Regions from separate parts of the Homo sapiens genome. Here region 1 is linked to region 2. Evidence: read pairs that join two places in POLR2A ChIA-PET (ENCODE). Cell type or tissue: CD4-positive, alpha-beta T cell. All regions are shown on one strand. Links, peaks and the distances in the headings refer to the core of each region. The heading gives the core; the rest is flanking DNA. Region 1 has its middle 36 kb from the start of GPBP1. Region 2 has its middle 41 kb from the start of C5orf67.

Evidence for each region. Peaks named below come from ENCODE experiments on the same cell type or tissue, not always from the same donor. Only the 100,000 strongest peaks of a DNase experiment are listed, where the experiment ranks them.
Region 1: POLR2A ChIA-PET joins it to region 2 with 5 read pairs; 2 of 35 experiments call an interaction of 5 or more read pairs at or near these places.

What each region holds. Positions count from the first base shown.
Region 1 is chr5:57,135,780-57,140,174 of GRCh38, forward strand. No RefSeq gene overlaps it. Among named protein-coding and RNA genes, the nearest start is that of GPBP1, 36 kb to the right of the region's middle. In CD4-positive, alpha-beta T cell, for the core only: a CTCF peak has its summit at 2,486 (motif pointing left); a DNase peak (open chromatin) is centred at 2,522; H3K4me3 peaks cover 233 bases; H3K27me3 peaks cover 216 bases.
Region 2 is chr5:56,645,266-56,649,660 of GRCh38, forward strand. No RefSeq gene overlaps it. Among named protein-coding and RNA genes, the nearest start is that of C5orf67, 41 kb to the left of the region's middle. In CD4-positive, alpha-beta T cell, for the core only: no CTCF peak of the experiment used is centred there; a DNase peak (open chromatin) is centred at 2,396.

The DNA.
Region 1 (4,395 bases), core at 226-4,225, 490 kb after region 2:
GAAACAATCTAGCCAGGGTGTTACTAAATACCTATATGAGTCAGAAGCCAATAGAAAAATTCCCTGGGGCCGGGTACGGTGGCTCACGCCTGTAATCCCAGTACTTTAGGAGGCCGAGGCGGGCGGATCACGAGGTCAGGAGATGGAGACCATCCTGGCTAACACGGTGAAACCCCATCTCTACTAAAAAATACAAAAAATTAGCCAGGCGAGGTGGCGGGTGCCTGTAGTCCCAGCTACTCGGGAGGCTGAGGCAGGAGAATGGCGTGAACCTGTGAGATTCCGCCACTGCACTCCAGCCTGGGTGACAGAGCGAGACTCCGTCTCGAAAAAAAAAAAAAAAAAAAAAGAAAAGAAAAGAAAAAGAAAAATTCCTTGGAAAAGAACTTTTAAGAAGTATCTAGTATTTGGCTGGGAGCGGTGGCTCATGCCTGTAATCCCAGAACTTTGGGAGGCCGAGGCAGGCAGATCACCTGAGATCAGGAGTTCAAGACCAGCCTGGCCAACATGGGGAAACCCTACAGACTAAAAATACAAAAATTAACTGGGCGTGGTGGTACGCGCCTGTAGTTGCAGCTACTCAGGAAGCTGAGGCAGGAGAATCGCTTGAAGTCGGGAGGCAGAAGTTGCAGTGAGCTGAGATCGCACCACCGCATTCCAGCCTGGGTGACAGGACAAGACTCTGTCTCAAAAAAAAAAGAAGTATCTAGTATTCAAGTGGAAGGGTTCATGTTGTTGAGCTGTGAATACCCATACCTCATTCATTTTCACTCCCAAAATTTTCATCAAAGTCTGATAAAAAACAAAAATGTACTGGGTGCAGTGGCTCACACCTGTTAAATCCCCAAACTTTGGGAGGCTGAGGTGGGAGGATCACTTGAGGCCAGGAGTTGAAGACCAGCTTGGGCAACATGATGAGACCTTGTCTCTAGAAAAAAAAATGTTAAAAAATTAGCTGAGCATGATGGCATGTGTCTGTGGTAGCAGCTACTTGGGAGGCTGAGGTGGGAGGATCAATTGAGCCTAAGAAGTTGAGGCTGCAGTGAGCCATGATCTTGCCACTGCACTCCAGCCTGGGCAACAGAGCAAGAACCTGTCTCAAAAAACAAAAGCAAAAATACCTCATGTTGGCTGGGCAAAGCGGCTCATGCCTGTAATCTCAGCACTTTGGGAGGCTGAGGTGGTTGGATCACATGAGGTCAGGAGTTTGAGACCAGCCTGATCAATATGGTGAAACCCCGTCTCTACTAAAAATACAAAAATTTGTGGTGATGTGCGCCTGTAGTCCCAGCTACTCAGTAGGCTGAGACAGGATAATTGCTTGAATCTGGGAGGCAGAGGTTGCAGTGAGCAGAGATTGTGCTATTTGCACTTCTAGCCTGAGCGACACAGCAAGACTCCGTCTAAAAAAAAAAAAACAAACTTCATGTTAACAGATAATAACATCTGTGGAGGTGGGTGTGGGGTGGGAGGTGAGCAGTGGAGTGAGTAGTGGTATTATAAGTATGTATCAATTGAAACAGGTAATGAAATTAACCAATGGATCCGCATGGTGCAGAATGGAACAGCTGTGTCAGAAATAAGGTGACAATCTATTAACTGACCCTGCTTAGTGGAAGCCAGAAGCAGAGAAAGTCAAGGAGAAGGAGGAGGAGGAAGAAAAATGAAGAGGTGAAAATAGCTAATACTTACAAGGCATGCCAGGATTTGTTCTAAATGCTTTGTTTATACATATAAAGGTGACCATGAGAACGTCATACCTTCCCCAACATCTACCTCCTCCCTCCCAGAGAGTCACAGAAATCTTAGGGAGGGCTTTGGACTTCTCATAGTGAGTAACTAGCATTCAAGCCAATCTTGTCTAGATCTCGTAGGTAGGAGACTTCAGATAACACCTGGGTAGCATTTAAGCTTTAGCTCTTACTTCCAAGAATGCTCCAAGGGAGGTTTAAGTCATAATACAATGTTACATCACAGCTTCCTTCTAGCTTCTAGTCCTGAAAGTGCCCTCAAACTCATCATTAGAGCATACCTTTATTGTATTTTCAAGTGTATCATAACTATTGTGTATATTTAAATAGGCAAAAGTTCCTTTTGTGGACCTTGATTATAAATACATACACACACTTTTTTTCTATTTCCTTTTTTTTTTTTTTTTTTTTGTGATGGAGTCTCACTCTGTCGCCCAGGCTGGAGTGCAGTGGCACGATCTCGGCTCACTGCAACTTCCGCCTCCGCGGTTCAAGCGATTCTCCTCCCGAGTAGCTGGGACTACAGGCGCGCCACCCGGCCCGGCTATTTTTGTTTTTTTAGTAGAGGCAAGGTTTCACCATATTGGCCAGGATGGTCTCGATCTGTTGACCTCGTGATCCGCCCGAGGCAGATCCCAAAAGTGCTGGGATTACAGGCTTGAGCCACTGTCCCGGCCCAGAACCCCTTTTAAAGTCACCCTTGAAGGGCTCCTCTGATTCTTTCCTCAATGGTTAAGGCAGCTCTTGGCTGCCCTCTTCTGGGATCAGGTCTCCAAGCCACCCATTCCTGTTGACCAGCAACCCTTTTAGGTCCCATCTTGCCTGTGAGCTAGGACTGGTGGGACCATCACAGCTGTACAGCTTGACTTTCTTCTTCTACTGCTGCTATAGGATCTGAGCAGTGCTATTTTACCTATAAATACAACCTATTGGGCTCAAGCTATCTTCCTGCCTCAGCCTCCCAAGTAGCTGGGACTATACGCATGTGCCAATGTACCCAGCTAATTTTTTTCTTTTCTTCTTCTTTTTTTTTTTTTTTTTTTTTTTTTTGTGTGTGTGTGTGTGTGTAGAGATGGGTTCCACTATGTTAACCCAGGCTGGTCTTGAACTCCTGGTCTCAAGCGATTCTCCCGCCTCAGCTTCCCAAAGTGCTGGGATTACAAGCATGAGCCACCCTGCCCAGCCAGCGTATATATTTTTGTCTTTTAAATGTTTTAGCTATTTTACCAACAAGGAAGATTTTCTTGGGGGAAAAAAAGAAATCCTGAGGCCTCTCAGATAATAAAACCTTAGGCAGATTCAATACAAACAGATAACATTATCTGGCACTGTCTATTAAATTATCTTATCTAAAAATGTCACATGTAGATTGTATGCCATAACCACTAATAAATACCTCGAAGTGTTTTTTAAAAAATAATAATTGCTCACATCATTCTGAGATGGCTAATTTTTATCTTTTATAATTTTTAAAAATATTTTTTTTTCTGGCCAGGTGCAGTGGCTCAGACCTGTAATCCCAGCACTTTGGAAGGCTGAGGCAGGAAGATTGCTTGAGTCTGGGAGTTCAAGACCAGCCTGAGCAACATAGCAAGACCCTGTCTCTATAAAAAATTAAAAAATAAAAAAAATTAGCCAGGTGTGGTGACACATGCCTGTAGTCCCAGCTACTTGAGAGGCTGAGGTGGGAGGATCACTTGAGTCTGGGAGGTCGAGACTGCAGTGAGGCCTGATCTTGCTACTGCACTCACCCTGGGTGACAGAGGGAGACCGTGTCTCAGAAAAAAAATCTGCATATCTATATATTATTATTACTTTTTTTTGTTTTTGAGACAGAGTCTTGCTCTGTTGCCCAGGCTGGAGTGCAGTGGCACGATCTCAGCTCACTGCAACCTCTGCCTCCTGGGTCAAGCAATTCTCATGCCTCAGTCTCCCATTAGCTGGGATTACAGCCATGCGCCACCACGCCTGGCTAGTTTTTGTATTTTTATTTATTTATTTTTGAGACGGAGTTTTGCTCTTGTCACCCAGGCTGGAGTGCAATGACGTGATCTCGGCTCACTGCAACCTCTGCCTCCGGGGTTCAAGCGATTCTCCTGCCTCAGCCTCCCTAGTAGCTGGGATTACAGTTGCCTGCCACCATGCTCAGCTAATTTTTTGTATTTTTAGTAGAGATGGAGTTTCACCACCATTTTGTCCAGGCTGGTCTTGAACTCCTGACCTCAGGTAATCCACCCGCCTCGGCTTCCCAAAGTGCTGGGATTACAGGCGTGAACCACCTCGCCTGGCCTGACTTCATTTTTGTACAAAGTGAGAGATATTGATCAGGTTTCATTCTTCTGCATATGATATCCAGTTTTCCCAGCACCATTTATTGAAGATTTTTCTGCAATGTATATTCTTGGCATGTTTGTCAAAAGTAAGTTCATTGTAGATGTATGGATTTATTTCTGTATTCTCTATTCTGTTCCACTGATCTATGTGTTTGTTTTTCTGCCAGTATTATGCTGTTTTGGTTACTACAGCTCTGTAGTATGATTTGACATCCAATAATGTGATTTTCCAGTTTTGTTCTTTTTGCTCAAGGTATATTTGGCTATTCTGGGGCTTATGTGGTTCCATATAAATTTTAGGGTTTTTTTTT
Region 2 (4,395 bases), core at 168-4,167:
GGCATATTAATATACTCTGTTAATTATCACATTAAAACCTAAACAGGTGGTAAATTTAGATGAGATGCAGAGAAAAATGCAAAACCAGCTAAGAGCTCAAACGGACTAGGAAATACCTAAAAGATTGGGGAGAAAAGCAAAGGTTTGCTCAGAAGAGATGAACAGGAAGTTTTAGGAAACTTCAAATATCTAAAACACAGGGATGATTTCTTTGCACATACCTGGAAAACCAAATTAGGGGAAATCAACTTAAGGTGTAGAAGGAGCGATTTCGATACCAAGGCATTTGGAATGTACTCTTGAATAAAATTATGTTTTTTAATGTTTTCTTTCATATGCTGCTCTTTAAATGGTTCTGTGAAATAGCATGGAAGCAGAGTCATGGGTTCAGTGACACATTCAGTAGCCCTGGGCTGAAAGAACTGTGTAAGGCCCACTCCCCCACCCCACCCCACCAACCCTGCCAATCCACAAGAGCACTGATACCTTCTGAGAAGGGGCTCCTTCTCAATGGGGTTCATGCAGATTATACCTGGAATCAGGATTCTGAACAACTCCTTCATGAACCGCTCTGCTCATGACCCAGGTTGGGAAAGAGGCCCATCTGTCTGCTAGAATCAGCGGGAAACAGTGATGGTAAAGGCATGAGCCAAAGGTTCTGAAGGTGGGAAAATGTACACACACAAGACTCGCTGCCTGACTCCTTGGACAAAGACAGATGCTGGCTTGGTGTGATTTAAGGGACACCAAGATAATTCGCCAAATCTCTTTCCTATCAACAAGAAAAACAAGCAACGCAGTATAATGAAGAGAGGATTGTGCTAGGCCTGGGGAGGTCCGAGTCCAAATCTTGGTTCCATGTTATATTGATCTAGCTACTTCACCTTTCTGGGACTCAGTTTCCTCATAACAAGTTATTCTGAGGACTAAATGAGATCATGTATTAAGTACCTGGTACAATAGTAGCCACACAGTACACGCTCATTCTGTGGTAGCTTCTATTCTGCAACAGCAGGGACCTGCTTTTGACCTAAGCATTGTTAGGTTGTCACTATTGCCCTTCTGTAAATGAAAGTATAACAAGGAGTTGCTCTGCACACCCATAGATAAATACACAGGTAAGTTAACTTCTGTTGCTTGGAACTCAAAATCTTTTTTTTTTTTTTTTTGAGACGGAGTCTCGCTCTGTCGCCCAGGCTGGAGTGCAGTGGCGCGATCTCTGCTCACTGCAAGCTCCGCCTCCCAGGTTCACGCCATTCTCCTGCCTCAGCCTCCCGAGCAGCTGGGACTACAGGGAAACTCAAAATCTTAGTAGGAAAATCCTCAGCTTGCTTTGTCAACCTAGGAAAGGAAGTTCACCAGGAAAGTATAAAAGAGGGTGGTTCCCAGAAAATTAAATCACTTCAGCAGAATTTGAGGTATAAAATGAAGCACTGAAGAAAACGGATGCTTTTATTTCTCCATATAATGGAATTCAGAAGTTCTGCACATACATCGAAGAATATTTTAAGAATAACAATTATTCACCTGGACACTTCCAGACAAAACCAAAGGTTTGAATCCATGCTGGCATAGAAGACACAAGAAAGGGAAATCACAAATGACACAGTGGGAGCACAGGAGTCTCACTCTCAGCGGGCCTGTGGCCAGTGACATTCTTCAGTTTTCCTTGCCATTGTCTGCTGCCCAATCAGCTCTACTTGGTAGAAGGAGCTGGCCACTGGATCCAGATGGAGCTGCTGGGAATGAATGCCACACTGGGCAAGCAGGGCCCTGTGGTTCCATAGGGAGGCGAGAGTACCAGGACTGCTCAGTGGAGAAGATGGGCACAAATTGAAACAAACCAAACTGCTTGACTGAATGCTGCTGCCCAGAAATATAATTGAGGGAGGCTAGGATTGGAGTGGGAATCAGTGAACCTGGTTAGAGCTTTCTGGGGTAACTCAGAGGAAAAATTATGCAAAGTGAGTTGGGCAAATTAACTGTAGGAACTACCCTGATTTAGCAAGAGATAAGATAGGGAGGAGTCTAGAGCAGAGAATGGAAAAAACAGGCAAAGCAAGGCCCCGTGCACAGGGCCCAGGCTGCCTCACCCAGACAGCTTCAGGAACTTGGATAGGAATACTAGAGATAAAGCATATTCTAGTCCCCAGGACCTGGGGCCTCAGTTCGAAACCTTTCTCTGTCTCTTTTTTTGCATGTAAATATAAAACAATGGCTGGCCACTAATGGTTGTTTCTCCCCAAAGTAAAACACAGACAAAGAAAACAAAAAGTTCCACCAGCCAGACGTAAACTAATGATATATGTTCCAGGTAAGTGGTTATCTGCAAATCTGTCTTAGATCAAAGAATTCTCTCTCTCTTTTTTATTTTTGGTCTGTGAACAGGCAGGAAAAACTGGGGTTTCCCAGGCATGCACACTTACTTGCTGCTCAAAGAAACACTCAATCTGTTAGAACTTTTTGATGGCATGTGAGGCCTAGGGTGTGATTTCCATTATCTATTAAATGGTAAGTACGTAATAAGCATAGTAGATTTACAGTAGAGTCTATCTCAGTGAAGATGTTATTGCTAGAAATATTTATTAAAATTTTCTAAAAATATTCACTTATGCTGTGTAAGAAAAATGCTGCGTAGGATGCTAAAAGTGGCGTAAAATATTAGCAAAAAACCTACCCTCTCAGAGTGTACATTCTAGGAAAAATGATGCGACCTCAAATAATGCTCCCCGACTATTATCTGAGTATTTGCTATATGCAAAATGCTTTGTGCACATTGTTTACTTAATCCTCACAATAACCGATGAAAGAGATTAAATTATCTCAATTTTACTGAAGTTCAGAAAGATTGAATAACTTGCCTAAATTCACATGGTCACATGGTAAAAAAGACATCTATTGTTTCATCTATCTACATCTCCTCTTCTTTTTTTTCAATCCCAATCTCTTTCTTCTGAGGATCTGGTCTTCAAGATCCCCCTGTCCCTAATGCGCGAGTGCATGCACACACACACACACACACACACACACAAAATGTGCTTCTATTGGGCCAATCATAGACCTCTGCATTCCTGATCGTGTGATACAAATCAAACCAATCAGAGTTCTTCTTTGGTGTCTTCAAATTGGAACTAAGGTGAGAGAGTTCCTTCTTTCTGACCCTCTTGTGAAATGAAGCTTGGGCACATGAACTTTGGGGTTGCCAAAACACATAGTTCTAGCCTGTTGGAAGATGCTGGTCTGAGGAAAGAGAGTCAATACCAAGAAATAACTAGAAATATGAAATAAGAGACATCAAAGACAGCAGTGTGCTGGTCATTAACAACTAGTTCTCCAAATGTAGTTCTGACACAAATGGTGGTTGGTAATTTTCTTTAGGTGAGTAAAATGAAAGTAAATCAACAAAGACACATACTGGAGCTTGACTCACTTTTCAGTGATATGACTGACTGCTTTGCCAAGTCAAATAATTGTTCTTAAAATCTGAAAGATCTTAGCAATTTTCGATGCTATTCACAATGTAAGAACTGCAGATACAACACACTTTCAAGTTCAATTTGCATTGTCAACATTTTCTTCCTCACTTTCTTAAGTCTAGAATCTAGACAATCAACAAAACAATAGATTAAGCCTTGGTTTTAAGCATTCATTCATTTCTATGGTTTAAATGCCTCCACTACGGACATTTTCAAGCTTCCAACATGACATCAATACATATGAAGTTGGAAAGAGATGTATAATAGCACACCACTGTACAGGGTTTCCACCATACCAATACCACAGATATGAAGAATCTCAAAGGTGTAGATAATAGCAAAATGCGGTAAAATAATTGAGAAGTAATGAGGTTTTAGAGTTTATTACTTTTGTATTTAATACAATTTTTACTCATGAGTTTATATCATTTATTTTTTAATAATGTTATATTTAACAACTGGCTTACAAAATCCCTCAAAATCAAACAGTTGGCTCTCAAGAACTAGCGCGAGCCACATTCAGCACCCCACAGGCTCCATTTATTCCTAAGAATAAACTTATTCCCACCCTGATTTCAGGAGCCTACAAATGCTCTAATTTGTTCAACCTAGAGATAAAGTGTCTTTTCAGTTGCTTGCAACCAAAAGAATCTTAGCTAATTTAAGAAGTCCCTCTTGGCTACAGTGGACAGGGAAGGCTTCGTCAAAGAGACAGAGCTAAAGCGCCCACCTCTGAAGGCCAATTTTCCAGACGACTTAGTTTCATTTTTTTGAAAAAATTGAAGAAATAACCATGCCCCCCACTTTGATAAAAGGAATTTTCAACTCTGGAAAACCTGGCCATGCTGTGCCACGATCCCTTTAAATGTCTTCCCAGATGAAGAATGTTTCATCAGCTGAACGGAGCCTCCAACCCCTG